5 separate regions of the Mus musculus genome follow, and regions 1, 2, 4 and 5 are each linked to region 3. The links are chromatin loops, found by intact Hi-C in ENCODE. Cell type or tissue: left cerebral cortex. All regions are shown on one strand.

The links. Peaks named below come from ENCODE experiments on the same cell type or tissue, not always from the same donor. Only the 100,000 strongest peaks of a DNase experiment are listed, where the experiment ranks them.
Region 1: it touches region 3 in a loop (11-fold over the local background); 2 of 42 quality-filtered maps call a loop at or near these places.
Region 2: a loop joins it to region 3, with 11 times the contacts of the local background. A loop is called at or near these places in 2 of 42 quality-filtered maps.
Region 4: it touches region 3 in a loop (9-fold over the local background); 3 of 42 quality-filtered maps call a loop at or near these places.
Region 5: it touches region 3 in a loop (4-fold over the local background); 3 of 42 quality-filtered maps call a loop at or near these places.

The regions. Positions count from the first base shown.
Region 1 is chr16:25,037,697-25,042,696 of GRCm38, reverse strand. No RefSeq gene overlaps it. Among named protein-coding and RNA genes, the nearest start is that of A230028O05Rik, 19 kb to the left of the region's middle. In left cerebral cortex, no CTCF peak of the experiment used is centred here; DNase peaks (open chromatin) are centred at 534 and 2,588.
Region 2 is chr16:25,582,520-25,587,519 of GRCm38, reverse strand. No RefSeq gene overlaps it. Among named protein-coding and RNA genes, the nearest start is that of Trp63, 99 kb to the left of the region's middle. In left cerebral cortex, no CTCF peak of the experiment used is centred here; DNase peaks (open chromatin) are centred at 1,388 and 2,103; H3K27ac peaks cover 700 bases.
Region 3 is chr16:25,311,185-25,316,184 of GRCm38, reverse strand. The region is part of intron 1 of Tprg (transformation related protein 63 regulated); the gene reads right to left. Among named protein-coding and RNA genes, the nearest start is that of Tprg, 27 kb to the right of the region's middle. In left cerebral cortex, no CTCF peak of the experiment used is centred here; DNase peaks (open chromatin) are centred at 837, 1,349 and 1,972.
Region 4 is chr16:25,252,704-25,257,703 of GRCm38, reverse strand. No RefSeq gene overlaps it. Among named protein-coding and RNA genes, the nearest start is that of Tprg, 32 kb to the left of the region's middle. In left cerebral cortex, no CTCF peak of the experiment used is centred here; DNase peaks (open chromatin) are centred at 1,875 and 2,269.
Region 5 is chr16:25,261,348-25,266,347 of GRCm38, reverse strand. No RefSeq gene overlaps it. Among named protein-coding and RNA genes, the nearest start is that of Tprg, 23 kb to the left of the region's middle. In left cerebral cortex, a CTCF peak has its summit at 2,377 (motif pointing right); DNase peaks (open chromatin) are centred at 983 and 2,398.

The DNA of each region.
Region 1 (5,000 bases), 270 kb after region 3:
AGAAGAAGAAGAGGAAGAGGAGGGAGAGGAGGAGGAAGAAGAAAAAGAGAGGAAGAAGGAGAAGGAGGAAGAGGAGGAGGGAGGGGAGGAGGAAGAGGAGGAGGAAGAGGAAAGCCAGGGGTCTCTAGGTGCACCAACTGGCCCCCTAGTTCCCTGTGTGACTTTAAGTGAGACTCACCACCTTCCTGAGCATCAATCATCCCATGTCTTACATGTTGGTGTTGGATCACAGCAGAGCTATGCAGCTGTGTTCCATGAAGCCAAGAGATCCAGGCAGGGAACACACAGGCTCCATCCTGGCAGATGCTCGGGGAAAGAACAAAGAAGCAGAACTTGATCCTTGATCCTCTGTAGCTTGGAGCAGTTCTGTTGTTAAGTTTAGTATGTTGGGTTTCCCTATAAGATTTTATTTGAAAGTCACAATAAGAGAGGAAATCAAAAAGAAAGGGAGCCAAGGAGAGCGTGAGGCTGGATGGTCTCCAGCCTGTTGCAGGCTGGCTGCTGTTTTCTGACTCACCCCAGTGTTCTGCCCACACTTTCAAGAACCACTTCCCTTCCTCTCTGCCACCATCTCAGGGAAGAATCCATAGCGTACGTAAGCCCAGAAAAAAGCCACTGCTTAGATCTCATTTCCCAGCTCTGAAGAGTGCTGGCTCACAGAGAAGAAAATTGGGGGATTTTGTGGGCTGAGTGGGAGGAGACCTGAGGCCCAGGGCTGTAAATCAGGCTTGGAGGTTTGGATTCCCAGCAGCCTGACCTTCAGACACCCTTCCCTCCTCCGGATACCTTCATGCTCACACTCAGGCACAGGGAAGCATGCCCAGCTTCACACTGCCCCTGGAAGCAGGGCCCACTTGGAAGAGCTGTTTTGATTTTTCAGGAAAAATTGCTCATAGCCAAACTTCCCTCCCCAAGACCAACACAGGCAGGGATTTCCTACGTGCTTGAACAAGGAATATTCTGGAAGTCTGTTGGCCACCGTCTGGCCAAAAAAAAAAAAAAAAAAAAAAAAAAAATTAAAACACAACAATAATAATACAAAAAACCCCACATAGCTAACATACCCACCTGAGGTAGAGTATCATATATAATTTTATTTTTGTTCCCTAAATAAGCCCTTCTGCTGCCAGTCTCAGTACATCTCAGATAGGCCTACTTGCCCATTGCCGACTCCACATGGCATGTCTCTCAGTTCCCCAATCCACAAATCCAGGAATTTCACAAGCTTGGGAAGTTGGCACACCAGAGAAACTGATTTCTTTTGCCCTTGCACAATTCCCCTGTCGATAGAGTGCGTCTTTCTGACAGGAAAGAGTTGGCTGAAACTACTAAACCTGTGTGGGGTGCTGGTGTGGGAGTCAAGGGTGCAAGTCCCTGGTCTTCCCTCTCTGTGGTCACCAGCGAGTCGCTTCCTCCTTCTAGGCCTGCTTAAAGACAAGGCTCCTCCATTCAGGTAGTTTGTATGCATAGCTTTCCTTGACCAAGTCTCAGCTGAAGGCAATGTGGAATACCTCGGCGGAAAATGATTCCGGAGATCGCTAAAACATCTGTTGTCGAAATCAGTCTTGCTTCCGGCAGCAGAACAATCCCTCATCCCCCGAAATCCCAGTGTGTCGAAGGTGAGGCTTGTAAGGACCAACTCAGAAGGTGAAAGCTCTGGTAGCGGTTACACCGCAGGTCTTGGAGCAGAGGCCGGTAAGTGCAGGTCTAGAGGGGCTCCTAAGAGAGCTTTTACCTAAATTAGGATTTAAAAGCCATGAACTTCTTGGACAAGGAAGAAAAGGAACACAGAAGAAGAAATATGGAAGGCAGGGAATTGGGGAATTTTCAGAAAGAGTCCCCCCAATGACTACAAAATGTGGGCTGAGAGAAGGGGCACAAAGTGGTGTTCCCTAGGAACATGTATGTTCGTCTAGACTATCGATTCTCAACCGTCCTAATCCTGTGACTCTTTAATACAGTCCTCCCTTATGGGTGGTGATCCCCAATCATGAAGTTATTTTTGTTGCTACTTCATAACTGTAATTGTACTACTGTTATGAATCGTAATGTAAATATGTGTATTTTCTTATGGTCTTAGGCTACCCCTATTTAGGTACCATTCGACCTCCAAAAGGATCACGACTCTTAGGTTGAAACATGTTGGGCTTTAGGGCTTACATTTTTTCCTCTCAAAAACAATGAGGAGGAACTACTCCAAGGGACCACGTTCGTATTTTAGAAATCTTATTCTGGCTGTCTTGTACGACCTGATTTTGAGAAGGAAGATAAAATAAAAGAGAAGGCAGGGAGATCCTTCAGGGAGCAAGGAGCAAGAGGTGACAGCACCCTGTGCATAATGGCAATGAAGAAGAGGAAATGAAAAGTGTGTAGTAAGGGCTGTTACTGAATGAGCGCTCCCATCTCTAACTTTCTAGGACTCCGCAGCTAAAGAAATCTGAGCAGGCATCTCACCTCCCATTTTTGCCCGCCCCTCCTCCCACCTCCCACATTCTGTGAAGTCTGGCTGGCCCCTCCCACTCCTCCCCCATCTCAGGCAGGAGGCTTAGATAATAGGTGTGGCATCGGGCCCAGGCATTCCCACCGTCTTCTCCACCATCACATTCTGCTGCTTGAGCAGTTGGCCGCCTCCATGAGTGTTAATTGGAGAGACATCTGAAGTGACCAGACTGGTTATGCAGCCGCCATGATAGACACACTCCATCTGCTTCAACCAGGCGCTTCTCAGCGCACAGGGAGGCCGGCCTGATTCCTCTTGCCCAGGGCTTGTTAGGAGTTACACTCAAAGTTAGCTTCCTCGGCTTTGAAGTGGAAACTGCTTCAAAAAACATCAAGTACAGACATCCTTCAGTTTGGTGAGGAGGAAATTAAGGCCCAGTCTTGCCATAGGTTAGATGCAGAGCTCACAGCCAGGTTTCCATCTGTCCTTCAACACACTGGGTGTGACACTTGCTACGGCCCTTCTAGATCATGAGTTGACCAACTTAGTTTCCTACTATCACTATCCCTTCCCCACTCAGTGACAAGGGCTTGACCTTCACATGTCATTTTCCTTAGCAACTGTTAATTTCTTCAGCATTTTAAATGAAACTTATTTTATCATTTAACAGAGGGGATGTTAAAAGTCATCTACTCTAATGGTTCTGGCATGCTTTAAAACTTATTTGGTTAGTCTTGCTTTTAGCAGCAGAGGCTTTATCAACTCATCAAATAGAGGCTGGGAAAGGCCTGGAAAGGGGAGTGTTTGGGTGGCTATAATACTGAGTAACATATTTAAATATTATATAATACTGTATACTATATATATATGCCATATATATATACCATATATATATATATACATGGAATACTGAGTGACAGTCTGACTAGAGTAAGCTCTTTTAACTTCAAATGCATAACTTGCCCCAACTGTTCCCACAATTCCTGCTGCCACCCATCCCTGTCTCTGCCATTGGTAGGGGCAGCCAATATCAAAAAGTGAATAGATAACCCTTCTTGTTTCAAGCCCTAAAATCCTCCAGTAGAATCTTTCAATATGACCTAATCTTGGTATATAGCACTTTCTAGTTACTAGTATATAAATATGACATTCCCTGCAAAGAAATCTGTATATGCCCATTTTACAGAGAAAAGAGAAACTGTCCCTCCGGCAGTATGCAATGGAGCTGAGATCCACATCTCCATACCCATTGCCTATCCCAAGATTAATTGGCCAGTGAGTGCTGCTGTACCTGTTCATTCCGGAAAAAGAACTACAGGTTCAGGCCAGCTTTTGAACTATTTTCTAATCATGAATAACAGAGAACCCCTGTTGCTAAGCTGCAGCATTTACAAATAACCCTGGATCTCTGTTGATTGTACTTCATCAACAAGGGAGATGGAAGCCATTAAGGAGGTCCACCTGGGACTTGTAATTAAGTCGGAGCAAAAGTACTTTGAGGAACTAACAACAAAAGAAGGAAGTCGTTGTCCTTCTGAAAGTCAGAATCTACTTCCTTAGAGTCTGAGAAGGTCTGTTTGTTTAGACCATCCAAGTCAAAAGCACAGAGCTGGGCGGTGGTGGTGTACACACCTTTAATCCCAGCACTTGGGAGGCAGAGGGAGGCAGAGCTCTGAGTTCGAGGCCAACCTTGTCTACAGGACAACCAGGACTGCTACGCTCTCCGGTCGAGTCAACTGGACAAGCCAAAAGGCTTAAAAGTCACTCATGAGGCAAAAGAGTTTCAAGGAAGCTCTCCTCCTGGAGTCTAGCGTTCCCTACCCATACAGTAATTTTTTCATTCCCGCGTTCCATTCCCGCGTTAGTCTAGTGTATAGATCCACGTGCTCTCTTTCAATATTTTCCTATTATAAGTGCTTTTTAAAATTGAATTCTGACATGGCTTAAGCCTTCCACCAGTGTTGCAACAGTCCAAGGGCATCCTTGACCAAGATCAAGGGTTTAGAATTCAGCAAGATTGTAAAAGCTAAGTCACTCCCTTACATAGGAATTTACCATCACTTAAAAAGAAGGAAGTTTCAGACCAAAGGAGAAACTAGAATAGATACTATAGCAGAGTTACACCCATACACACGTATTTACAATGGCCTAAGGGGAAGGTGGACTATACAAGAGACTAAAATAGGAACTGTGGCAAGGACGCGAAGCCCTTGACCCTGGCTTCTAAGATTAGTGAATTTTAGGTGGAGCCCTTGTTGATCCCAGCTGTTATCAATGTATTCTATCCTGGGTGGTTCCCGTTAGACCTTTTGTGTTTACATTCCTCTGTTTTATGTAAGATTCCAGTTACCTCAATTGTACCTTGCTAATATGTCACCCAACTTCCTTATTGTCCTCTGCATAAAAAGCCTGATGCTCGAGTTGTAAAATTACACTCAGATTCCACACGAACTCTCCTGTGTGTGTGTCTGTCTGTCATTCATCCACGCTTTGCCCACCTGCATCGAGAGACCCCGTTTCACGCAGACACAGGGACCCAGAAGGTCTGCGGCACAGGACT
Region 2 (5,000 bases), 270 kb before region 3:
GCTATGTCATAACTGCACTTTTGCTTCTGTTATGAATCATAATGTAAATATCTGATATGCAGGACATCTAGTATGTGAGTCCTGTTTAAGCCTTCCTCCCCAAGAGGGTCATATGAGACCCAGGATGAGAATCACTGACTTAGTAACACTTTTCAAAGAGTGCTTCTTGGGCCAGCAGCAGCAACTTTTAAGGAAAGACAAGGACAAAAAAATGGAACAGAGACTGAAGGAAAGTCCATCCAGAGACCGCCCCATCTAGAGATCCATCCCATCTGCAGACACCACACTCTCACACTATTGCTGATGCCAAGAAGTGCTGGCTGACAGGAGCCTGATATGGCCATTCCCCCAAGAGGGTCTATCAGCACCTGACCAATACAGATGCAGATATTCACAGCCAACCTGTGAACCAATTAACTGGAACACCCAGAGCTCCCAGTCACTAAACCACCAACCAAAAGGTATACATGGAGGGAGCCAGGACTCTAGATACATATGTAGCACAGGACATCCTTATCTGACATTAATGGGAGGGGAGGGACACTTGATGCCCCACTGTAGGGGGATGCTAGAAGGATGAGGCAGGAGTGGGTGAATAGGTGGAGGAGCACCCTTGCAGAGGCAAAGGGGATGGGGAAGAGCAGAGATGGGATGGCAGGGTTGGTGGAGGGGTAACTAGGAAGGAGGATATCACTTGAAATGTAAACAAATATATGAATAAAAAGAAATGAATAAATTAATAAAAAGAACACAAGAGAAGTACAAATTGGCAGGCTATATTGACAAAAACCCCTGTTGAGGGCAGGGCCTGAAACGAGTTTCTTGAAGCCTTTCTGCTGGTTTTGATGCAAGGTAAAATCTGCAAACCTCTGGTCAGGAGGTGCTTGTCCACTGGGTTTCTGAGACTCTTATGGCACTCTAATGATGAATTCTGTCTTTTCAGATCAATTTAAAGTGATGTTCGGCTAAGGGGCTGATATTAATCAAATTTAATGCTCTGTGGACAAAGTAGTTGCTGATCTTCCCGATTTTACTGCCAAAGGAGTTGAGGTAACGGCTTAAAGAAATGATAGGAATTGAGAAATGCAATGCTATGTTAGAATCACATCCTAAACTTGTTCTTTCTTTCTGGGGTCACGTTTTGAAACACACACACACAGTGTTGGGGGAGTAGGGAGGGAAAACAGGAGAGAACAGAATTATGGGTTATTTCTCATCCTTCTTGAAGACTCTGTAGCTAGTTGTGCTCTGCAACCCTAACAAAATGTGAGTCACCATGTTCTACTTACACAGAATATTTTAATCACGTACCAAGTAAAACAACTCAAAGATGTTACAGTTCTTCAAAAAGCATGATTAAAACCTGGAAGGCTGTCAAGGTGCGGATCTTGCTGTGTGGTGCCTGAAGTCAAGGCTTCTGCTGGTCCCTCTCTTGTCTGAATATAGCTGTAGATTACACCACTCTCTCTAGATTTAGTGAAAGTGTGAAAATTTAAAATGTACAAATTCTCAGGTTTCTTATGTAGCTGTGACGAAGCTGGGTTACTTCTCCAGGGTTGCTCTATCTCTGGAAAATGAGAGGGAGATGCTAGCAACTCTGCACTGGTTTAAAGGCAACAAGAGGGCAACAATTGTCTGAGAAAGGAACTGGAAACATCTCCTTGCTCATCTTTTAAGATGCAGTAGCTTTATCTTTGGGCATAGTGTCTGCTTTCAACCCTGTGAGTCGTGGCCATCTTTCTATTGCTTCATATCAGACCCCAGCACATAGCTATCCAGTGACGGTATCCATCATTTAGTGCTTAAGTGCATCTGTGTATCCTAAGGACATAAAGAGTCTGACATGGAGTGAGTGCAGGGTAGGAAGACTATTGGCAAATTGGTGAAAGGATGGGTTGAATGGATGAATACTGATCCACCATACCTTTTATGTCAGCTCAAAATAACAATAAAGCTCTAGTTTGCCCTCACACATTGATTTTTGACAAAGCAATTTTCCCAGGCAGAAAAACTTAAGTTAGATGACCTCGTGGAGCTTTGCCATCTCTCTAACTTCTTGGTTCAACAAGTAATTGAAGGGAATCAATCTCGTGCTGTCTGACAGTTTTGACAGCTGCTGTTCTCGGGATGTCAATGCATGTGCTGTCATTCTGCTTAACAATTTAGAACTGAACAGAGACATATGCACTGCTAGTCACATTCCTCTGGTCTTGCGCCTGCCTCCAGCTCCCCTCTTCTGCCGTGGTTTATCTGCCACCACTCAAGTCAGTGGCATGTGTTTTTAGTGCCTGAACATTGCTTTGGTGCCTTTGTCCGGAGCTGGAGGCAAGATCAGAGCCCATGTTCCCTGAGAATCGCGACACTGCTTTCACAATGGAGTCTCCAGCCTCCTTGCAAACTAAAAGGGCTCCATAAATTTGAGTCTCTTCACATAATAAATGAATCTTTTCTGTGTGTTTAGCCAAGGGAAGGGGATATGAAAGTGAATAAGAGTAATAATAAAAAGCGAGCGAACAGCATGGGTATAATTAAAGTGAATAGCTCACACACAAAAAAAAATAAATCTCTGAACGTTGACTTCCTCCGGGACACACCCCATTACACCCAGACCTCGCCTCAGAAAGGTATGCACAGCTTGACATGCTAATGCAAAGCAAACACCCGCACTCGTGCTCCCAGGGACATGAAGAAGACTGGGTTTGCTTTCTGCAGATCACGGGGCTCAAAGCAACTGGATTTCAAAAATCTCAGTGCTCAGTATGAAACTATATAATCATGTATATTTCCTCAAATCCGTGGGTGGCTTGGGTTTAACGACCAACACGGGAATCTTCCCTGTACCATCAGAGCACATTTTCATCTGTGCCCAAATGAATAGCCAGAAGCTTAGTAGGACTATTTGGGCCCAAGCTATGCTCTGTAGGATTTCCCCCAGAAGCGTTCCTTGCAAAGTATGAGCTCTGAGGGAGCTTGGCTGCTCCAGTCTGGGTGGGGCAGTTCAAATCTGCACGTGCTCCCCTGCAGCTGGGTTAAACACAAGAGCCTGCAGGCGAGAATCTACTTTTCTTTCTCAAGAACATTGAGTCCAAGTCACTCCTGGAATGAAGATTGAGAACTCTTTCCTTATTGCTTTGATTAGCAGAGTTTGGGAACATAGTCTCTGGGTTATTTATAAGCAAGAACAGTGCATGTGGCTCCTTTCTTCAAGAAGGGCTATTTACACAGAAGCTTCTCGTAAGATAGTAGCTGCCCTTTAGGAAAATAAGATTCACCATAAGTTGATTATGGATATGATATGTACAGTTTTTAAATCTTGGTGACTTCACATTCCACTACTTCAATTTCTATATTTTGTTTGTTTGTTTGCTTGGTTTTGTTTTTTTCAATGAAGCATGTATGTTTAAAAGTAGCCAGCTGGACTCAGTTTAGATGATCCAAATTTTGTTGTCAACGTACAAAGCATCATAATCAGGAGTCAGCTGAAATACAGCCCCCCTCTTTCCATCAGACATGAACAGATTGAGTTGACCATATCAATGTCATTGAATTTCTTCAAACCCTGTCTGATCTGGTGTTTGTTGGGTTTGGCATCCATACTAGACACAAATATGTCATCTTCTATCTGCTTCTTGGCTGACTTGGAGGTCACTGGGAACTTGAATGATGGTACAATGGGCAAACTTGTTTCTCTTGGGAGAATGCTTGTAGAGGAATGCTTCTGGAGTGGCAGTGTCTTGGGCAACGAGAAAGTAAGTATGTAATGTGTGGATCTTCTGTGGGTCGAGGGGGGGGTGGGTTTGAATGCCCTTCTAGAGCTGTTTTCTTGGGTTTCAATGACCTTCACTTGGCTTTGGTACAGAGGCTTCCTTCTTTGCTTTGGGAGAAGTTTCCTGTCAGTGCCATCAGGCTTTTCTAGAGAAGCAGGGGTGGGGTTTTTATATTTGCATAGTGAAATATGACTACTGAGTTGTATTTAGGTATAGAACCTTTCCCAGCTTGAAGTGCTATGAACCCAGAAAACACTGGACGACCAAAGCCACCCAGAGCCAGTGATTTTTAGGTTCTTGTCTTGCACATCCAAAGAATAAGATTCACAGACAACAGAATATTAGTTTTGGAGCGACTTTTATTATAGATTCATAGGTGAAAGCTTAAAGAGAGATAAAAAGGGCATTTGAGGTAAACCTGCGGTCAGTCATACGGCAATAAATTGTCATATGATGGGAAGACGGGCTCCAGAAAAAGAGAAAGGAAGTCCAGAGTGCCAGAAAAAGTGTAAGTGGGCACTGGCCAGGATCTAACAGAAAGAGACAGAAGAGAAACACAAGGGAATTATACTCTTCTGACTCAGGACTCAGAGAGGCAGGTATGTCTAAGGGAACCACAGGACAGCTCCTAGGGTCTATGCTAGGGGTTGCGATTTCTAGGAAGGAAAAGTGCATTAGCTCATTAAAGGGAAAGTTAGTCTTTCTATCTCTTTTGCATGGCTTAAGGTGAATCTGCCTTTCTAAGAGATGGTCTCTTGACCAGGTGATTGACATTCCTGTCCTGATTAACTCTATGGGAGCTAAGGATGCCATGTGCTCATCCAGAGGGACATTTCATCATTTTGGCTAGGAGGTACTGTGACAATTGCTTTACAGCATTTCTTATCCTGGGAAAAAGAATACATAGGAGTGAAGTATGGTTTAAGTATGAATTTTCTCTCCCCCCCCCAGCATTTAATACTATCAGTCTGTTGACCCACCCACCCCCTATCTGCTACCTTCATGTGGATAAATGTCTTTCACACAGAGATTCTACAGTCTACTATTCTTGGTATACCAGTTGAGAATTGGCTGGCAAACTCAAAAGGAAATGCATAGATCTGAAGTCACTAAGAGTTCAAGCCATTCTTTTTCAACTGTTTCTAAAGAGATTTTTTTTCTTCTGTCTCTTATGTCATATTTAATATTTACAGTGTTAACCATATTTATCATGGAATTCTGAAAATACGTTAA
Region 3 (5,000 bases):
AAATGTATGTCAAATACAGTGCAGCTCTTAAAATATGAATATGTACTTTACCATAGAAAGATGTCCAAAATATATTTTTATTTTTATGGAAAAAGAAAGTTATCACACATGAGTTGTATTGCTCAGTTGTCTTAAAATCACTCATAGAGAAAGAAAGGAAGTTTTACATATGTATTTTCCTATGTGTATACGTATGCAAATGTCCACTATTTGAAACTGAAAAAATGAAATAAAATGTTAAAAGTAGTTAGATTTTCATGATGATGTTGTGGTTCCCTCTCTCAATTCAGTTTCTGTGTCCCTGGGTGCTAACAAAGTAGTCATTTAGCATTTAAATAAAAACAACAACTCAATTTCTATTTGTGAAATGTCTTATTTTGTTTTGTTTTGCTTTGTTTATAAGGACAAAATAGAAGGCACATGCAGCCCTGTAAAAAGTCTGCCTGATCGATCTAGTGATCTCTTTTCTAACAGAGTAAGAAAGCCACATGGGGACATTGCCTGTGCCTAGGAACTCTGTTCAATCATCCAATCATCCCTACAGGAGGCCAGTTACTAATGTGTCCTGGAAGCAGGCTTCATGCCTAAGTTCACCATTAAGAGTGATATCTTAGTCTCAGAGCTGCCTCTATGTTCTTAATCAACTAAAAGGCAGCTTTAATTCCATTTCCTCAGCTCCTCTGAAATGCCAGAAAGTGGGGTGGGGGAAGCCTAGTTTGCCAGCATATTTTCACCCTTTAAAATTGAGACAAACCAGAACATTCAAGAGAGGTAAAAATAGCATGATCACACAGTGTTGTAGAGAGCCCTTTCCTCCTCATTGAAATATTGTCTGTGGGAGGAAGGAGAGAAGCTCACACAGCCAGGGCCGAGGAAGCTCAGAAAGTTACAGGAGTCACAAGGCTCCTAGCCAAGGTTTCATAAGAAGGAACAACACTGTGGGAGGGGACCGGACCCTTCAGCCAGCCAAACAGCTTACAAGTTCTGCAGAGAGCTCTGGGGAGGCACTTTCCTGCTAGGGTGGGCTTTGATGATGCAGCTGCCTTTGAGTCAACTATGCTCTTGTTAAGTAAAACCTCGCCTGTGTTACTATAGGCAATCATCCCAAAAGACTTCACTAAGTCAGTAGACTTGCACGCAATCGTTTATCTGGTCAGCTGTCCATGCCGTGTTGGAAGTAAATAAACTTTGTATACATCTCTCCACCTAAAGTAATACATGTGCATTGCCTAAATCCAAGCACTTTGGCATAAGATGATGCTATTAGCAGTTGTGTCAGGATGGTGGGAGTAAACAGAACCATCTCTGGCAACCGTGGATGTCACTTTGAGGGAGTTGAATTCAGTAGAAAATACAGTTGGTTAAACTTGTGGATTGCCTTATGCAGCTCCCATTCCAGTTTTCCTTAGCTGATCCTCTCAACCCTGGTAGCCACAGTCTTGTTTACTCTAGACAGATCCCTCTGAGGATACAGAGTAGGGAAGTACCACCTAAGACATACTTGGCAGTACTTATGGACATGCTCTTGAGTCCAGGTTGCCTACCATAGGCCTTCCTTGACTATTCACAGGCATTTTAAAGGCAGGTAGGTACAAAAAGGCTGAAATTGGGCTTAGAGAATAAAAGGGATGGAGAAGCAGGAGAAGGAGGGAGAGAGGGAAAAAGGGAGGGAGGGAAAGAGGAGAGAGGAAGGGAGAGAAGAAGGCAGGGAAGGAGAAAAGGAGCGAGGGAGGGAGAGAAACAGAGAGACAGAAAAAGACAGAGACAGAAAGACAGAAAAAAGAGACAGAGAGAGGCAAGAGACAGACGTGCACTTTGGCTTTGCTAGCAGTTCTGTACTCTATGCACGCGGGTTGGCACCTCCTTTACAGTGGGTGTTGGAAGGAAACGCATTTCCAAAGTTCTCATGAAGGAAGGTTTGTGTCACTGGGAAGGGAAGCCTGCTTCTGTATTTGTGCACTCTGTGAACACACTAACAACAGACATCTGCTCAAGGCTCCTGTGCCTGGAAAACAGAGGGAGGATTTAATTAGCACCACTTCCTCTCCCCCAGGCTGTCTTCTCTGGAAACACTTGGGGAAGGCAGCACTCTGAGCTCTCGAACTGTCTGAGATCCAGGAACTGAGGAAACTCTCAGCTCCATTTGCATTCTTAAAGCCTTAAACCTTGGAAGTTCAGCCAGCCTTGGTTGGAACTGAAATGCTCAGTAACCATCAGGGGGATATCTCCAAGGTCAAGGAATAAAATTCTTCAACAGCCTCCCTACTCAAGGTAGAGGAGGGTAGGCTTCTATCTAAGCATCCCATGTGGTGCCTCAACCCTGACAACTACCAAGTCAATAGAAACAGTCCTCTCCTCACTGCTTAGAAGCACTGTATACACTGAAATAGTAAGGACAGAGAAATCAACACCACTACCAAATCCTGCCTAAATCCTGCCCATTGCTTCTGCAATGCAAATTCTGCATGGCAATGAACTTATAGAGAGCCACTTAGAACTGGAAAGGATCGTCATTTTCTGATGTGTCCCAATAGACTTATCTCAACCTATACTATTCGAGTAGATGCAGCCCAATGTTATAGAGAGGTAAATATTCTCAGCTTAGAAAAAATCATGATGTGGTAGCCACTGTTGGCTACATCTCATTCTGGGAATTTGTGCAATGAAGATCTCACCTAAGAAAGAAAGGTTTACAATATTGCTTGCTTATTCTGGGTGGAACTACTTAAACACTGAAGAGGTCAGCTCAGGAACTTTGGAAAATTCCACCAGACCCCTTCCCTCCTGGAAGAGAAAGGTCATACAGCACATAGGCACCAGTCCCCTCTGGAAGGGAGAGGCTAATTACATTCCTCAGACCACAGAGGGAACCGACCTGCAGATGAGGGAAGCCCAGAGCACATAGACACATTCCTCAGGAAAAACTGTTAGCCACCTGCAGATAAGGGAACACTTTGCTACCTCATTCCCTAAGAACCAATAAGTTTAAAAGTCACACTGTTCTGTCAATCACATTGTGCCTAGTTGCTGATGTTCTATTCTGCCCCTAGAAACTGTATAAAAACTCACTGAATGGGCCGCCGCCGGGGTCACTTCCTCTCCTTGGGGTGCATGATAACCCCATTGGGATGGAAAATAAATTTCTCTTGCTTTTGCATTGATCCCTGGCCCCACATTGTTTATTTGGGGGTCCCTGGTAAGTTAAGGCTTGTCAGAGTGGCTTGTCAGAGTATTACAACACCTAGTAGTCAAAGACATCTACCTAGAGACATGAAAAATAAAATCTCAAAAGGTAGAGCAGCAGCATGAGGACAGAGAACAGGGGCTCTTGAAAAAATTCAGATGAAAACTGTAAAGCAGCCATTGGCCTTTGCAAAGAGATGATTCAGATTCATTGAAGGAGTGAGATTAGAAGAGATTTCTAAAGATTAAGTAATTTTACTGCCATATATGTAACTAAAAAACACAGATAGAAATAAATGCCAAGCAGTTTCCAAAGAATATGCTACTTTTCTTTTGGTTAGGTAATAAAAGTTCTGAATCTCTCAGTTGTTAGAAAAAAAATCAGAGCTAATTTTCACATATATATATGTGGTGTGTGTATATACATAAATATGTATGTATATGATATGCAGAGAAGTTACTTCTAGATCTTTGTCTAAGTATAACTGTCTCTATACAAAACTTCAATTATTCCTCTCTGGCTTTTTCTAGTATTTCAGGATCATGTAGGGTATAAAGTATAAGTAGAGGATTATCATCTGCTCCAAGTCTTTCATTTTGTAAACACTGGCACAGAACTGCTGAAATGAAGGACACATCCAAGGTCACGCAGCTTCTGGGATCAGAACAGGAAGCCATGGCTCTCCTTTTCCACAGCCCCATCTTCCACAGCCCCATCTTCCACAGCCCCATCTTCCACAGCCTCATCTTCAACTGCCTCATCTTCTACAGCCCCATCTTCCACAGCCCCATCTTCAACTGCCTCATTTTTCTCAGCCTATCTTCCACATCCCTCATTTTCCACAGCCCATCTTCCATGGCCCTGGTCTTCCACAGCCTCATCTTCAAGTCTCTAGTTTTCTGTCTTTTCCTATTCTATAATAAGTGAAATTTAGCCAAAGTCCAGAATTTCCCTGTCATGCATAGGGCTAGGGTTCCACAACCAAAGCAGAACAAATCAAGAGGATACAGAGAAGGAGTCCTTTAAAAGGCTTTGGCAAAATGAATGCCCTGATAAAATGGAGGCCCTCTGGCAGCCATAGGATTGGAGACATAGCTCTGTGAAGCAGGACTCATCAGCACTTTCTCCAGAGTAAGTCATTACTGTATCCTAAAGCCTTTCTTACTCCCCCAAATCAGGGTCCAGAGAGCTTTTAGGATTCTGTAGCATGTTTTGCATTCTTTTCTCTCTCTCTCTCTCTCTCTCTCTCTCTCTCTCTCTCTCTCTATATATATATATATATATATATATATATATATATATATGCTAAAAACAATGTTTTGAATTTTTTGTCATATCAGAAAATAAGTAAAATATGTAATATACCCAAAACCTGCTATACTTAAGAGAAAAAATTTTAAAAATCAAAATATTTCAGGTTATAGGCTCATATTTTTAAAATTTAACTATTTTTTATTTTCATGCACATGTGTATAGGATCCCACCAATGCCAAAAGATGGCATCAGACCTGCTAGAACTAGAGTTATAGCTGTTTATGGGTACTGGGGATCACACCAGGGTCTTCAAGTGCAATTAACCACTGAGCCATATCTTTAGCCTCAACTCATAACTTTTATTGGCAATATTATTACAATAGCAAGGACCTCAAAAGCAAGAGGGTCTTGTGCCCACTGATATTATATGTTTCTCTGGCTCAAATCTACACCCCACCATTCACATTTCCAAAACTGTTCTGCTCATTTTTTTTCCAATCTTAATCTTTACAGTCAGAAACATGCTCCCCTGAGTGTTTTCCCCTTCCTCTACCCCAGAAAC
Region 4 (5,000 bases), 58 kb after region 3:
AGAGGATGTCATGAAAACCACCCCAGATACCATGTCAGAGCTGGGAACAGTGTGGACGAGGAAATGAACTTTAATAGATGGAATCTGATTATTTAGCAATAATTGAAGATGGAGCACTGGGCACAGCACACTTAGAGAAATAGTTTAGGAAAAGAATAAAATTTAGAGACAATTCAGCCTCTTGCTAAATTAGCATATTATTCATTGGTTTGAGATCTCCAGATATATCAATCCCTTAACAGGTTTTGCAAAGTCACTTAAAATCTGGCCAAGGTACTCTCCCCACTTCTGCCCATTCAAGTTAGGGTGAGAGCACTGTCTCAGCTTCCTGGTCTTCACTGCTTTCTATATCAGATCACCTGGTACCTTATTGACTTGAATACATCTGCCAGATTCTCTGTTGTGGAACAACTCGCTGGATATATCGTTGATGGATATATCATTTTTCAATAGATGAACTAACTTAGAACTAGAGCACTTTATCCAGCTTCACCTGGCCTCCAGAACTACTCCTCAAACACTGGGGTATTACGTGTCAGCATTTTGCTGCCTCATAAACCTTTTGGTTTTCTTCTTGGAGAGTCAACAATTATATATATATATATATATATATATATATATATATATATATATATATATATATATATATACACACACACACACACACACTATATGGACAACTATGGGAATTGCTCTTCTATATTTTTCCCTCCACAACACTCCACAGGGACCCCTTGTCATGGGGACTGCCCCACCATTTAAAGTATAAAATGATACATTCAGAACTGCTTTTTGTGACTGTTCCAAGGAGTGGTTCATTTATGTACACAGCATGGTGAACTTGTGTGCACATCGGTCCTCTGCGGCTGTGCTGAAGAAAGCAGGCGAATCTACTCCTTACCCCATAGGACGAGGCTGTATCACAGCATCATGACACCATGCTCAGCCTGGGCTGCAGTGTCAAGTGCAGCCCAGACATCATCAAGTACACGTCAGCCTGCTGTGGGGATCAACATTGTCTCATAAAAGACCACAGGGCAAGCAAGTCCCTGGAAGAGAGCAGCAGATTAAACCTACAGGTCCTGCCAAGTCAAACACAAACGTTTTAGTTATGAGCAGATCACCTTAGAATGGCCAGAGATCCTGGACACCAGAGGGTAGCAAAACAAGAAAGAAAATGTGAGCAAACAGAAAGAGATACTGTGAGAAATACAGAGGCACCTGATCTCAGAGTGGAGATGTCGAGGAAGACTTTGCTCAAATGGTCATCACTTATAGAGGTAAGCACAGTGCTTGAGTCATTAATAGTCCAAAATACTCTCAGCTGTGATGAGAGTCCAGCTTCCCCTCCATTTCATAAGTGATGGAACTCAGGCACAAAAACTTTCAAGTGTCCAAAATCACTAAACTATGAGCGATGAGATGTAAGGTTCAAACATAGGCCTATCTAATCTAGAGCCTATGCTACTAGCCACAAAGACTGCTCAGGCCCCGTCCAACTCTAACTACTCTGAGATTCCTAGAATATTGAAATAGTAAGAAAAGGATTACATAGTAATTAATGGAGCTGAGTTCATCACCTCCCCTTTGTCCTCCAGTGGAATCCCTATGCTTGTGACTACAGCCCATCCAACCAAGTTTCAAGTTTGCGGTGTGTCAGTATGTATGTGTTCATGGATCTGACAGGGCTGGTTCACTTCAAGTAACCAAGTATGTCTTTGGACAGCTCTTGTCAAGATCCATAGAAGCGCCAATTCCAAAAATATGTTCCTTTAGTGGTTTTTTAGGGTTCTCTGCTTTGCACGGATTGACAATGTGGTAACAAGAGACATTCTGGAGACTGGATTTAATGCAACCATATGCTAGACAGAATGAGAACCCATATTGCAGCAGGCCAGCCGGTACATTTCCATGTTAACAGAAGCTTGATTGCAAATTACATTTAGTCTCAACAGCTCAGTTCACTGCACACAGATGCCATGGGGGACTGTAAAGTTAGCGAGATGTGGGGGAGTACGACTAACATTTTTTTTTTTGAAAAAAAAAAAAAATCCTTTAGCTGATAGAATGCCAAAAAGCATCAGCGCTGATGCTCAAAAGAAAATGCTTCTATATTTGTTTTGCCAGAAAAGGAAAAAATAATCATTGTCGCGAGTTGTTAGTCAAATTATGAATACGAGCGTGGCTGGTAATTGTCTGATAATACAAACAGTGATATTAGGGCTGTCAGATGCTGCACACATTGCATGACAGCTAATGCGTACATGCTCTCTGAACGCGGAGGAGCGCCACTGATTCTAACAGTCAGGGAGGCAGAAGGGCAGTGATTAAGGGAAATGTCGCTGGATTCTGGCCTCTTGTCCAGAGCTGGAACTGAGTCAACTTCCTGAAGTGTGGTCAACATCTCTGTGCTGGGGAGAATCTGTGTAATTGTGGAAAGACACAGTGTGGGTTTGAGCTGCAAATTCGTCTCATTTGCTGCGTAGCCCTGAGTAACCTCTATCCTCATAGGTTTTTCCACTTCTAAAACGGGAGTGATAATTTTCTGCCATGTTGTTGTCCTGGGGTTATTGTGAGGGTCTGCTCAGGGCTTTGGTTGTCAGCGTAAGTAAACCACATGGTACTCACTGAAACTGGAAGTTGTCTGGCTGGCTAAGCTTCTATTTGCTATGATTTTAAGAGCAGAGCTGGGATGCTCTCTTGTCCATTTTCTCGTGGCTGGAATCAATTTTTATTTAAATCTAAGTACATCTTTTAATTATAATTAGTCACTATAATTCCCTTTCCAAGCATTTGATCAGAAAGTACCGCTCCTCTAGATGCCTCGCGGACTTGTTGGCTCTGTGCCTCACCTGCTCAGGGGGGCTTCTGATAGCTTCTGAGCAAATCCTGTCGTGTCCTGCCACATGTGTATAATGTCTCCATTCTCTCCATCTCCTGATTCTGCATATTGCAGGCCATGACAGAGATAGTTTGTTAAACAGTGTATGTCTTCCCAGGACGGCTTGTAATTAAGTATGGCCATGACTAGGTTGTAACCAAGAAAGAAGACAAGAGATAAGATAGAAAACCTCTAGACCTCACCTTGAGTACGACATAGAAGGAAAGAGATGGGGGAGCAAAGCCAACAATGAAGGACCCCCAGGCTTCAAGTGACTTCCTGAAGGTTTAGCTCATCCCCCACGAATTGGGCTGAGAAGAGAATGAGGAACAAAAGTCCACTTTCCTAACCTCCAAAGTCAGTTGACTAGCTATTAGAGTAGCTGCCTCACCTTAACATCCAAGTGCCTTCAGGTTCACACAGGGCTCTGATACCAGAAGCAATAGCACACGGTGTGGTAGGCATAAAAGAGGATACCCTTACTCAGGCCAGCATCTCTGCCCATGCCATGCCTGTCCTACCACCTTGTGAGAACCCTACTGACCATTTGTTTGAGTTGAGGCCAAAGCTAGTCCACACCGGGACTAGTCCAGCACAGCCAATCAACAAGGAGTTCTGTTCTCAGCTGAACCTGGATGCTTATGTCAAGCAGTGCTTTGTACAGCTTAAAACACCTTTCTGGGGTCTACTGTCACATGGCTGCTGCTGTTGTTCACCATTTCGGTTTGGGCCTTTCCTTACACCGCCCCCCCCCCACACACACACACAAACATTTGTAAAGCTTCTCAAGATGGCTTTTGCTGTCATTTGCCGGATTTTTGCATACTTCTCAGTCTACTCCATTGACATTTGAATTGGCATTGGGTCATTTGATCAGTGAACTCAGAGGAGATTCTCAGAGTTTTCCACGGTGGCTTCAATGCTGACAGCCATGCAAAGAGAGTCTCTGTTAGGAAAGGGAAGCCTGAGTTTGAGTTCTGGCTCTTTGAATATAATGAAACAATCATTATTAGTCAGTCTGTCTCTGAAATAGGTATAAATGAAGATAGGAAAATCAGTCCTGGAATATTGCTGGCTTAAACCACTTTGTTCAGAATTTCATCTGTGTCCCTACCCCAGTACCTGATATGTGTTAGGCCCTCGTCAAAGATGGCTGAGTTACCGAATACTGTTTTAGAAATCAAATAAGGTAATAAACAAACAAACAAACAAAAACGCTCCATAAATTCTGCAGTAGAGTATTCAGGGAAGTGTTATTATGGCACAGATGGGGAATTCATGGACTGTCCCCAAACTGAAGAGTTACTTGGCTATTTTAAGATGTTGGAAGACACTTTCCCAAGTGTATTTCAAGTGTACATCAGTTGTGTGGTCCAGTGCTGTAATGCAAATGAGGCCTGTAAGAGAGGCAGTGTGCTATCTTATTAGAGGTAAAAGGAAGAAAGGCCTGGAATGTTCCTTAGTAGAAAGGCATAAAGCATAAGAGAGGAATCTTGTACTTGCTTGTTAAAACAAATAAGATTTTTTTTTCCTGCAAAGGAATCTCTCCTTTGGAATGTAGACTTGAAAAGGAATGTTGCTCCAAAGAGTGACTATTGATTTCCTAAGAGGTTCCCTATTTATTTATTTATAGTTTCACCAGGTCTGCAAAATGACTCGAGGCAGAATTTGTCAAAAGTGACCCATCCAATTGACAATGTACTAATCAAATCCTGACCTCAAAGATGGTGGTTTAAGGAAAAGTGGTATGGTATGTGCAAACCTCACTACGCATGACACTCAGAGCTAGTCACTTTCCTGACACAGCTTTCCAATCACCGAAGGACTGAGAACAGTGGCCTCTGGCAAGAAAAAAATCCAACAGACAACAAGAAAGGAGAAGGGAAGGTGTACCCACGTCCTGCTTCACCGTGGCGCTTCTCCCTCTGGTTCCTGCCATTTCCTCATCTAGCTGCTTCTTTGCCTTCACATTCTGACAAGTTCTCTTTCCTAAATGCATTTGTTGTTGTCCATCCCCAAAACACTCAATGGAAAGGATTCGAGCAAGTCTAATAGTCTTCTAGAAACTCCTAGAGGGCCCATCCGTCCCAACAGGACTCAATGCAATGCCTCACACAGA
Region 5 (5,000 bases), 50 kb after region 3:
CTTTGCTTTTTTGGGGGTTTGCTTGTTCATTTTTGTTTTGGGTTTGTGGCTTTGTGAGTATTTTGTTTTGTTCTTTTAAAAACAAACAGGAAAGGGAATGGGAAAGGAATACTTGAGATCAAATCAATTAAAAAGAAATTCAAGGCACTGTCAGAAATGGATATTTCTAGAAAATCAAGTCAAGCCTTACTTACTCTTCAAGATGGAATGAGTGAGGTCTTAAGTCCCAGCACTTCCCTGGGACAGGCAAGGGTATCTAGAGATGACGTAGCATTCTCCATCTCTCTATTCCCATCTTCATCTGTCCTTAGTGAGCTTCAGAGAGAGGTGAGCAACTGCAGCAAGAGGGGAGGAGCCCCGATTCCCACTTGAAATGATTCCAGGAAGGAAAAAAAAATGTGTAACCACCTGACTTTGAAGCATCTTTATAGATCCCAAATGTCATCCATGTTCAAATGGATCCTTATAAGTGACAATCCATTGATTAGACAATTGGTCATGCACTGTGGCTGAGGACATGGGGGAGCACCATGGTTCTCTTGCTCTAGAGTTTGCTGAGGGGAAGCGAGCATGAAATGAAGAGTTCTGCCACTGACTGAAGTGAGTAAGAGTCTCCTGTTCCACTGCCTTGCCTCTAGTCATCAAAAGCAAGCGGCTGTGGTACATTTCCATTTCCTTTAATGAAGGCTAGAACAGCCCAAAAGCATTAGCTATAGAGTGTGATATTCACTTGCTTAATGTTTATTGAACTTGGCAGCAGCCATATAAAAGAAGTCGGGTCTAGGAGCTCTCAGGGAAATAACAATGAGCCTAAGGAAGATTCATTGTGGAAGTAGTTATCCGGCCACAGGGAACACACTGAGCACTGTGGGAAAAGTCACTGAGTGAGTTAGCATCTTTGCGTGAAGGCTTCCAAGGAAAGGTGGGGGCCGGGTGGGAAGGCATGGCAGATAGTGGCCAGATGGTGAGAAGGAGGCAGTTCCGGACACAGCCTTGAAACAGCGAAGTTATGTGGGAGAGTGAGAGCAAACTGACCCTGCCGTGCAGATAGAGTGGGCAAAGCGTGAGTAAAGACAAGGAACAAGAGGGCGAATCACAGGAAATACTGCTTGGTGGGTGGGAATCTGCGGTTGGCACCAGAAATGGCATTGGGGAATGGAATCGTCTTTGCCCATCAGGAGGCCACTCACGCTTGGTCAATTATTGGTCTGAAATTTCTCACCGAAGGCAATGCCATGCAGCCAGCCGCACTCTGTCACAAATCGGGGTCCTGCAGCCATATAGCGGAAAGTTCTTGAGTACAAAGTGAAGTTTGAGTATAAAGTGTGGTTCGTAGACCGAATGCCGCTGTGAGATGTGAGGTGATGCTTCTCATAACTGCATCAGGCAATCTGTGGGTTGGGGATGACAAGTAGGTTGGAGACACCTAATGTGGGTTGATACATGGGGTGGCAGACAAAAGATGCTTAGTAGAGACTAGAGAGATGGCTAATACCAACCTTTCTCTCACAAAATAAAACTAGAAGCTAGGGATGAGGGATCTAGGTCCTGTTTGGAAACTGACCAATAAAATTGGGATGACCATGAAACTAAATGTTTAGAACAGGTCTAGAACAGGGGACTACTATCTCAGACCTGATTTATAAGTAGCCTACTGTAGGCTGGACAGTACAGTGGGCTCTAAAACCACAAAGGTGTTGATCATATTAGGTTAGAACCTCTCCTGCAGCAGGGGTTATTAAATGTGGCTCTATTGAGCCATTTGGCCTGTCAAAAAGTGTTGGCATGCACCAATCATGTGGGACATGGTGTTGAAATGACTTTTGACCTACAAACTCTGTCTTCAGTCATAACCATGATGTTTCTATGTATTTCAAATAATGACTTCCACTGATGAATACTTGGAAAGCTTATGTGCAGACAATGGAGGTCTGCCTTTTATCAGCAAACTCTGACCCCATTATATTCTGGCTTAATGCTCTAGAGCAGACCTGTCTCCTTGGTTAGGCATTTCAAGGATCCTGGGGTCTGATCCTACCTTTGTCTCAGTTCGTTCCTGTCCCTTCTTTCCCATATCCCTTATCAACAAGTCGGGTGCTAACCTAGCAAAGGGGTGTGCTCTGTATGTAGAACAAGCCTCCTCCTTTTTGTCAAAGTGACAAAGTGACAAAGGATGCTTCAAGACTCAACTCAAAGGTATTCTTCCCCATGCTACGTCTTGATAACACCTTGCACATTTTACTTTAAATGCTAGCATGCCAATTAAGTCTACTGGACTGATTGTTCCTCAAGGCCAGAAACCATGTTTATTCATTGTTGCTTTTCTATATAGCGGACCCTTTTCTAAGTGAAGAGGCTAACTCAAGCTGCAGTGCAAACTATGACCACCAGATGGCAGTAGGTGGACATTTTGTCTCTCTCCCAGCATGAGGGAGAAGAAGGGTTTGTAACAAGTGCCTTTCATCTCTGCCCTTGCAGACAAACGTGTCTCTGAAGACAGAAAGAAACCTTTGACTGGCTAGTCGGATTCCCACACCCCCGAATAAGAATAACAGGTGGCCATTGTATTCTCCCTTTCCTGACAACTCTGTCCCTTAGGCTCAACTGTATTCCATGATGCAGGAACATAGATATTTCAGTTTGATCTTCACAAGGACAAGGTGACCGTCTTCTCAGGAACTGGGAGGAATGGTCACCAACACCCACTGATGGTCAGCGTCTGTTGAGGTCCCAGAGCTTCCTGCCCACATCCATCTGTCAGACCCGAGCAACTGACAAATGTCAGACAAATATCCAGTGCTGACATTTTTTTCTAAACGTTGTTATTGTATTTTTGCTTGACATGTAATAGGTATACATATTTTTAGGCACAATAGGCGTTAGATATAAGAATATTTTGAAAAATATAAATAAATAAAAATTAAAAATAAAAAAGAACATTTTGTGTAATAATCAGTATGGTATTTTATCATATCTAAATTACCTCAGCCATTTATAATCTTTTATTGTGAGAACACTTAAATTCTTCTCTTGTGGAAGGTGTTTGGAAATACACAGAGCAATACTCACCATAGTTATACAGTTGTGCTTATAGTGACAGACAGACCGTCTTCCTTTTACCCAGTTAGGCATAGGCCAGACTCTCCCTTCCTTCGCCTCCTCTCTGCACTGTCTGATTACCACTTTCCCAGTCTACACGTATGACATCAGCTTGTTTTGATTTCTCAAACGGGTGAGGTCATCCCTGTGGTATTTGTCTTTCTGGGCCTGTCTTGTTTCCCTTAGCTATGCCCTCCAGACTCATTCACAATACTGCAAAGTTAAGAAGTCAACAAGTCTTAATGACCAAATAATATTCTTCTGGGTATAGATAGACAGAAGTCATAAACGTTCCACTGATGGACCCTACCATTGATAACAATCCCAGGCTTTCGTGAAAATCACCAGCAATTCCCTGCGCATGTGTAATACTGTGAAGCTAGTGTCTTCCCTGAGGACTTGCCAGCTTAGTTGTTGAGCACAGTGAGACAGCCCTAAGCTTGAACTTTGAAGCAGCCTAGAACCAGAATCCCTGACTTCTTTGTGTTTGCTGGTCTCTGAAGTGCCCCAGAAACCAAGGGACTCTGAAGTGATGCCCAAGCCAACCGAACAGCTCTAGAGGCACGCAAAAGTCCTCTCAGCCCTAAAGTAAAAGGGCCAAGAGTTTCCCTTCCTCGTTCCTCTATCACAGCTAGCTTACACTCTTCTCTACCCTCTACTGCCTATTGGCATGGTAACCGGGATGCAGAAAACGGGGGAAGTGTCTATTACTCTCTCCATAATTCTTGACAGTCCAGCTCCACCAGTTGTTCCCTAAGCCTATTCTCCTGGTTATTTTTTTTGGCAGTTTGACATAGCTGGAGTCATCTGAGAAGAGGAAACCTCAGTTGAGAAAGGGCCTCCAACAGACTGATCTGGAGGCAAGTCTGGGAAGCCTTTTCTTCATTGATGGTTGCTGTGGATGGACCCAGCTCACTCTAGGGAACCTTCCTCTAGGCTTGTGGTCCTGGGTGCATAAGAAAACAGGCTCAATGAGCCAGCAGCCCTTATCTATGGCTTCTGCTTCAGTTTCTGCCTGCAGGTTCCTGTGTTGGGATCCTACCTCGAACCCTTTCAATGGACTGTGACTTGGGATACATAAAGCAAACACGCCCTCCTTCCCCACTCCAAGTCGGCCTTTAAAATTTTCAGCAGCAGAAACCAAACTAAGAAAACTATGGGCTTTAAAAAAACCACTATTAGAGAAAACATCATCTTCAAGTATGAAGCCTAATATTTGAGTAAGATTCCACAAAGCCTAACTTCTCTTAAATAAACGCAACCCTTTTAGTTCTAAGAGACTCTAGGTGTCTTCCTTGAAATTAAGTCTCTGAAAAAGTACCCTTCCCCCAAAAAATACACTGTTTCATACATCATAGAATGGGTATGATGCATATGTCAAATAGACCAGGGATCAAAATCTGGCCCAGTCATATCCTGACTCCCTTCCTGTGGTAGGGTTACATTGCCTCTGCCAATCGAAGCTTCCTTATCTATAAAAGCAGCTTAGATGATAAGATAGGCAAGTGTTGAGGAGAGTTCCAGTGTGCCACACACAAAATAAGTGCTAGCAATTATCATTAACATTCAAATCTGCAGAAGTAGAAGCGAGAAGACACAGCTCCCGAGAAGTAAATCTTGATGTTATATTTAGCCAATGCAGAGAAATGTAAAGATCCCAAATCTCTCCATAAATCATACTAGAACCCATTCTTTGGGGGAGATCCACATAGAGGCCTTTCTTCACTAAGACTTACTCAGATAGTAAGCTGTGACAAGCTAAGAACAGGTAAAGAAGATACAACATTTACAGCATGGTCTCTGCCCTCAGTTAGCTCACTGGATATGAACATCTACCCACAATACTTAGTATTCAGTGGGTGAATGTACCAGCCTGGTACACACAGATTCAGAAGCCACCC